Regions from separate parts of the Homo sapiens genome. Here all the other regions are linked to region 3. A link is a loop called in an ENCODE intact Hi-C map of the cell type or tissue named here. Cell type or tissue: heart left ventricle. All regions are shown on one strand. Region 1 overlaps LOC124904260 (a long non-coding RNA gene). Region 2 holds the start of LOC105372018 (a long non-coding RNA gene). Region 3 overlaps GATA6 (GATA binding protein 6).

What was found. A loop is a pair of places that touch in the nucleus more often than their neighbours do. Peaks named below come from ENCODE experiments on the same cell type or tissue, not always from the same donor. Only the 100,000 strongest peaks of a DNase experiment are listed, where the experiment ranks them.
Region 1: it touches region 3 in a loop (2.0-fold over the local background); 9 of 110 quality-filtered maps call a loop at or near these places.
Region 2: a loop joins it to region 3, with 4 times the contacts of the local background. A loop is called at or near these places in 15 of 110 quality-filtered maps.

The regions. Positions count from the first base shown.
Region 1 is chr18:22,470,993-22,473,492 of GRCh38, forward strand. It overlaps LOC124904260 (a long non-coding RNA gene), which reads right to left. Exons shown (of 3, transcript XR_007066305.1): 1 at 1-2,500. Among named protein-coding and RNA genes, the nearest start is that of CTAGE1, 54 kb to the left of the region's middle. RefSeq lists an enhancer at 1-1,949. In heart left ventricle, no CTCF peak of the experiment used is centred here; a DNase peak (open chromatin) is centred at 979; H3K27ac peaks cover 1,732 bases.
Region 2 is chr18:22,266,840-22,269,339 of GRCh38, forward strand. It overlaps LOC105372018 (a long non-coding RNA gene), which reads right to left and starts at 964. Exons shown (of 3, transcript XR_001753369.2): 1 at 624-964. In heart left ventricle, no CTCF peak of the experiment used is centred here; a DNase peak (open chromatin) is centred at 1,062; H3K4me3 peaks cover 935 bases; H3K27ac peaks cover 2,346 bases.
Region 3 is chr18:22,191,249-22,193,748 of GRCh38, forward strand. The region is part of intron 6 of GATA6 (GATA binding protein 6); the gene reads left to right. Among named protein-coding and RNA genes, the nearest start is that of GATA6, 23 kb to the left of the region's middle. In heart left ventricle, no CTCF peak of the experiment used is centred here; no DNase peak of the experiment used is centred here; H3K4me3 peaks cover 1,551 bases; H3K27ac peaks cover 2,500 bases.

The DNA of each region.
Region 1 (2,500 bases), 280 kb after region 3:
AGCTGGCTGGGAACTGGGATGGGCTTGTTTTGGGGAATGACTTTCCTGCAGGGATTTTTCTCTCACTGCCCTCAGGCTGGCCCAGCACAGAGCTCAGCTTCCAGCATCCACGTGCCCTGCTTACTACCCAGAAAGGCTGCAGGGCATCAGCGTGTTGCTACTTCTGAGAGCCTGGGAAAAGAAGTTACGTACTCAGGAGGGGGACTTCTTCCTCAGGAAATCCTGGTGCCAGGTCTGCCTCTAGCCCCAGACTGCTGTGTTCATCCCCTGACCATTCCCACATGGCATGGACACATGTGCCCAGGATGGCATGCATATCTGTCCATTTCCACACCAACACAAGCTGCACTACATGAGCTTTCTCCTGTTGTCCTCTAGTGATTTCATAGCTAGTCCTGCAGGAGAATTCAGTTCCAGATCCCCAAACAATGAGGCATTCACCTAAAGTTGGTGCACTTTTCCTCGGGGAGCAAACATCAGTGGCTGCCAACCCTGAAAATCACAGAGATCTGTACGAGGGGGCCTGTACAAGTGAGCCTAGAAGGGCTGTGACACCTTGCTGTGCACTGTGAGCTGTTCCGTTCATGCCCAGCTTCTGGATGCTGCTCTGAGGTGGCTTCCGCCTGCAGAGCAAGGGTTCTGAGCCCAGCATGCTTCAGCCACAACTCTTCCTTTCCCCTCTCCTGGCCCTGCTTCTGGCATGCCATAGAGAGGTCATTCACATACTTGCTGACTAGAAGGGTTCATACAAGATGTTTGGCATAGTTCTCATTTGAAAAGAACACATTGCCAAAATCAAACACCAAGGGAAAAATAAGTTGTTGTTTAACGGCTGTTTTTCTGGCATCCTAGGAACTACTGTATGATTTTTATAATGGCCCAGTCACTTTATCAGCTGATGTGCTGCTTATTTGTAAGTCATAAGGCATCAGCCTGGGGAACCCAGTGCCCTTCAGACACAGTGACTCAGGTTTGAGCCGACGGCAGGGACGTTATCGAAGGTCCACGGTTGGGCTATTTTTATGATTGCATTCAGTACTAATAGGGCTTTTGGAGTGTACACAGCCATGTGCTCATTGTTGAACTATACAAGATAAGATCCTTGTCCCAAGGAGCTTACTGCCTGACTTTTGCAAAAACCAGATGGCAGAAAATGGTTTCCCTCTGCCCATCAGCAATGATTGAGGGGGTGGAGATGAGAAGCGGTGCAGTCAATTCATAACTCTCCTGGGGTGGGACCTTTGCTTTGGCATTTATCCCATGTGATGTTTTAATCATGGACTATCCTTCCCCATCATCTGCTATTCCATAAGCTGCATCTCCAGGGAGCTCTGAGAATTCAAGCTTATTTGAATATCAACTTAATTAAAGCATCATTAGATCATAAAGCACCATACATAGACACACACATTATGCACATAAACATTTGCAAAAATATCATGGATTTTGAAACTAGCCATAAATGACTTTTGGACTGCCAGTGGGGACATGAGGAAGGAAATGAAAATTGTACCTACTGTGGTGGGTCATATCCGAATCATATGCTGTGATGCTGGATTATGAAGTGCCAGCCGCGATGCCCCAGCAGATCAATTGGGTCTCTGGGACAGTTTCTGCCTGGGTCTGCCTCAGCTGGGAAATGTCCAGCAGAGCACTGTGAATAGGCCCCCACAACCTGCACATCAGTGCCTCTGGCCCCAGAGGAGCTTCCCGGCACCTGGGCATGTCAGTGACCTTATTTCAGGATAGCCCCCTAAGTCTTCAAGCCATTTGCAACTGCATGGGTTTACTTGAAGGCCAAAAATCTATTTCCTATGACATGTGAACAGTCTTACCAAAGGTGCACACACTGGTTAAACCCTGGATGAGCAAGTGTATTTACTCAGCACTTGCTTTGCCTTCATCTGGGCTCTCCGAAAGCAGATTCTTAGGCTGGGATTTGAGTGGGAGCACCAGCCAGGTGGTGAGGAGGGAAGCTAATGTAGGGTGTGGTACGCTACCATGGTATAGCAGTGTAGGTTACTGCTGTGAGCAGCTGAGGCGCCATCCCACTGGGGACATCTGGGAGATGGTGTAGGATGCATCTAGAGCTCTCCCTCCCTAGTGGCAAGGAAGCCAGGACATTGAAACATGAAGTCTTCTTCACCTTTGGCTCAGGGTTAGTCCAGGGACATCAACCCCCAGGCATTGCCTGCCCTGCCCTATCTGCAGGCTCAGCAGATCCCTTAACCAAAAAAGTCCCCAGTGTGGAGACCTGCAGTTGCTGGTGGTGAGGGTCACCAGTATGGCAACGGTAGGGGCCAAGGGACCCTGATGTAGGCAGGGACCCAACAGGGTCTGCCATAGGTTTCCTTCTTTCCTTCCTTCTTTTAAGTGTAAGGAACTCCTTTGAGAGAAGTTGGAGGTATGTACACATTTTCCCAGTGAATGGAGCCAATATTGAGACATCTAGAAAAAGGGAAATGAAAGAAGAGGGGAGAAAAACACAGGATTCAGCTCA
Region 2 (2,500 bases), 76 kb after region 3:
CCTGGGTGACAGAGTGAGACTCCATCTCAAAAAAAAAAAAAATCTGCATCTTTAGTCCACTGGTCTTAGAAGAGCTGGAGCATGAAGAGACTTCTGATTGTCGAGACCCCAGGCATTAACACAGAAATGCAGTGACGTGTGATGGCTAGATGAAAATCCTTCTGGAGTGAAGGTGACAGTCTAAATGTTCCACTGATATTACAAATACACACCTATTATAATGTGCCAGGAATTTAAAAAAAGTTTTAAAGTGTTAACATTACTTCGTTTAGTCCTTAGAAAATTCTACACAATAGATATTAATATTAACCTTCTTGTACAGGGACAACAATGGCTTTGGGGTCTTGCCCAAGGCATCCTGTTAAGAAATGGCAGAATTAGCAGGCAACCCAGACAGCCTGAGTCTTGAGTCTGACTCTTCATCACCTCACTTTGCTGTCTCAAAGTTCCTTCCAGGCCTGTGGTTGGTGGTCTCCAGTTAGATGTGTTCTTCCCCTTTTGTGGGAAGCTGAGCATGGACACCATGCCCTTACTCCTGGCACAATGGCAAAAGAGCTTGGCCACTTTCCCCTCCCTGCTGGCACCTATCACATGCTTGAGGGAAAAGTAGCTGCTGTCCTTACCTGGGAGTGAACCTCCTTTCTTGGCTGTTCCCGGTTGGCTGGGAGTCCTTTGAGTTTCAGGATTCCAGTGCCTCCTCCCACATCACAAACATGTTACACTGGAATACCTGTTCTCTTGGTTATGTGCTTGCAAATATCCCTCACTTGGGATGAAGGCGAAAGTCCTACCTTTCGCCTGGTTGGTAATCCTGGCCCTGATGTATGCAGGATCCATGCAGCGCAGTAGGCGCTCCAGAAAAGCATCCCTTTGTGATAGGAACAGATACAGTGACATAATCCCCTGGCATCCAAAGCAGAACAGGCTGTACTTTTTAGAAATAGCATATTCACCTCTCACTCAGTTATTTTAGGGTCCACACACCATGAGCTGTCACCAGGAACCTCCTGAACTTCTGGGGTGACTGAAGGTGTCCAGCGAGGCGACGTCATCCCATGCTCTCGGTACACAAGGTCAGGAGGCTGGAGGCACTCAGGGGCTGCAGCCTATCAGGTCTGTAAATAGCAGCAGCCAGGCTCGTGTTCTCTTCCTTTAGTGCACTTCGGCATTTCTAATCAGCTCCAGAGAGAACGAGACATATTCTCCACGGAGTGAACTCCAGGCCACTCTGGAGGTGAGCTCATGGGAGTTTTTATGATATGTCCAATCATCCAAAAGGAGAATGGGGCTTGCCCTGAGTGTCTGGGGAAGAGCCGTTCTGCCCTTGGTTGCCAAACTGCTGGCTTTTGGTGTGGGCACTAAGGAGGTATGGTCTGTAGCAGTTTCTTGTGGGTATCCATGTCCCATACCTTCAGGGAACTACAAATATGGGATTAGAATAATGTGGTGTTTTTTTTTTTTTTTAGGAAGTTTTTCTCTTGTTGCCCAGGCTGGAGTGCAATGGCGCAATCTCGGCTCACTGTAACCTCTGCCTCCTGGGCTCAAGTGATTCTCCTGCCCCAGCCTTCCAAGTAGCTGGGATTACAGGCATGTGCCACCACACCTGGCTAATATTTTGTACTTTTAGTAGAGATGAGGTTTCACCATGTTGGCCAGGCTGGTCTGAAACTCCTGACCTCAGGTGATCCACCCGCCTCGGCATCTCAAAGTACTGGGATTATAGGCATAAGCCACCATGCCAGGCCTAATGTAGGTCTTGATATTGAAACAGGAGTCTGTATGATGGAAGGAAGAGTGGTGGGCATGGGGAGACAGCCAGCCTAGCCCCGCCACTTTCCTCTGGGCAGCCTTGGGAAGTGCTCTGTTCTCTCCACTGTGCTGCAGACGCTCAACCAGGCACTTTACTTAATTTTGATAGCAGCCTTTCCTGCCAACTTCACATATCAAATGATATGATGCCTATGAAAGAACAAGAGAAGCCATATAGCAATATTCACATGCACATGGGAGATGCTGTTAATATTTATTTAGTTAGTTGAGTTTAGGGTTATTCTCTTCCTATGTTGCCAACGCCTTCCTGGCTTATTGCCAAAACTCTTCTTTTGTTTGCAGAAAATAAATATGACCCTGCTGGCTCTACCTTGCTCAAAAGAGTATCCATTTATTATTTGCTCTGTTCATTCATTCATTCATTCATTCATTCACGTATTCATCAGATTTGCTTGTGACAGTGGCAGGTCTTGAGAGTGGTAAAGTCTTAGACAATTTTAGAATTCAATAAGGAAGAATGTAAAAATAATTGTAATACAAAGTGAGAATGTTATAATGGAATCGTGTGCAAAATGTTTCAGAACACACAAAACTTACACACAGTGTTCATAGCAGCATTATTCATAATAGTCAAAAGAATGGAAACCACCCAAATGTCTACCAGCTGATGGATGAACAGATGGACAATGTGTTATATCCATACAATGGAATATATTACTCAGCAATTAAA
Region 3 (2,500 bases):
AGAATACTGGATAAAGAATAAGTGTGGGCAGAAGTTATTCACCATTTCTTATAGCCTCATCCCAGAATACAGCTCTTCTTTGCAAATTACAGATTCTTTGCAGTTTTCTCCCACCCGCCCCCCCAACGCCTCTATAAGAATATACAAAATTGTCAGAAAACATGAAATAATGTTACGGGAAAACATGGCCAAATTTAAGAAATCTGGCTTAGATTGCTCTGAAAGGTTATTGCTAAATGAATCTTCGAAGAAAACGAATTCCTTTACTGGAACAAAAGTAATTTATTATGCATTTCATGGGTGTCTGCCAGAAGAGTTACTAGCAGTATGAAGATCCAGTGGATATGAATTAAGTACAATCTGTTAGTTCTGTTCATGTTTAGACCTACCTGTTAATTTTCTCTGAAATTTTAATAATTTAAAAAAGCATCTCCATAGACAGGTGTTGGCAATGTGACAATTCACCACTCAGCTACCCATCACATCAGGCTTTTTTAAAGGCCCAGTACTCAGAATTTGTGAGACTGAGCACAAAGACATTATTTTATTGACCTCATATTTTAAGAATGATTTGGACAAATACATAACTAGGCATTGATTCTAATGTCCTGTTGGGGTCTTACGAGTAAACGGTTCCAAGTCAACATCTGACGATGCTTAAATCATGATCCGACTTGATGGTGTGCTGCCTGTTTTGGTTGTTGGCCTGGCACGGTTTCACCAGAGCTGGGCCACATGCTGCAGAACCATATTTTTATTTTATTAAACACAAGTATTTTACATTTAAAGCTCTCATTAAATTTAGTTGCTTGATTCGTGGTGAAGCCTGAATATGGTCAAAAGTTTATTCTGGGGGTTCACGGATTAGCAGCTGGGAGGAAACAGATTCCAGCAGCCAGGCGCTAGCTCCAGCTCTGTCTGTGTGAGTATAGCAAGCTGCCAAGGTTCTGTAAAGCCTCTGTTTTCCTCCTTCTACTAAAGGGGAAAAGTAATTCCTACCATCTGGTCCTTAGGAGTATTGTGTAGAGTGAGTGGGAGATGCCTGGAGACCTCTTTGAAGTTTAAGAAGAATAGCACTACTTAAATACGGGTCTTGGAAGTTAATAGTAATCAGCTTTATTTGCGTGGCATTTTTTTTCATCCCAAGATATTAGAATAAGATCCTCACTTTCTTAATGGGGAAATTTAGAGACGTAGAGTTATTGTGTTAAGAAAGTAACCACATTTTAGAGATTTGTATTTCACTGATAGCAAATTTTTTATTCCTTCTGATACTTAGTACTTTCCTAATGCTTTTTGTGGTTTAAGTGCATTGTAAATGCTTCTTGGTATGTTTTCTGTAATTAAGATGGAGAGATTAAGATGCTCATCCATCTCCTGAAAAGTCAGTTTTGTTATAAAAATTAAGATCATAATTCACCAGGTTTTAAATCTTGCCTCAGGATTCTGTCCCACTTAATTTGAAGATTAGAATAGTGTAATTCATTCTGATTCATTTAGAAGATAAGCTTTTTCTTTAGGGTCCTCATTGACTTCAAGTTGTGGGACAAACCCTCTCCCTTGCAATTTATATTTGTACATGAGTATTTTGGTGATAATCCCAGAGTACTTATAAAGTTTGGCGCCTTTCTTCACCACAACATGCTTGCTGTTGAGTGTGCACAGATACATAAAGCAATTTGCTCTTTTGTCCAGAATAGATTATGTGCATAGAATTGCTTTCGTCTTCTTGAAAAGGGCAGCATCCCTTGGTGTGGCTATAACCTTGCCTACTCAGGCCTAGAAGGGGCGAGAGGGGTATGGGTTGGGGCAGAGTGGGGGAGCAGCCGGTGAAATTTCCAGTAAGGAATTTGTTTGCCGAATTAAATATACAAAACTATTCTGCTGAATAGTTAGGTCATCAGTTGAGGTGACGGTGACTCTCTCTCTAGAGAAAAGGTGTCCATGTTCCTTTGTTTTATTAAGCTGTTAAGAATTCGAGAGTTTCATTGTGATTGGTTTTCACATGTCCTGGTGGAGACAGAATTTGTGTGTGTTCATGTGTCTTTCATGTGTCACCTTCTAAACTATTACTGTCACTTTGTATCTGGTCCTCTGTTACCTCCAGCCAAACTGAAATGATCGTAGTTTATATAGTGGAAGTTACGATTTGCAGGAAAGCATTTCCCCTTTGTTGGAATTTATACAAAGTTTTTAATTCCTCTTTGGAGGAAGGCAGCTATAAAGCACCACAGGAGTCTAACCTAGAGGTTACAAAAGCAGAGAAGAGCTTTGGCAGTGAGGGACGGCTGGCTTCCCCTCACACAAGAAAAAGCCGTAAGCACAGTCTCACTCAGATGTGTAGGAAGGACGGATCAGAGGCTGGGGGAGCCGACAGTCTGCCTTGCAGTGAAGGAGGCATGTGATCACCATCAAAGTCTTCTGCTCTGGGAAGGATCACACAGTCGTCCTTCAGCCTGCCTGGGGCGCAGTGTTTTCTTTCCTCAGACCGAAACTGCAT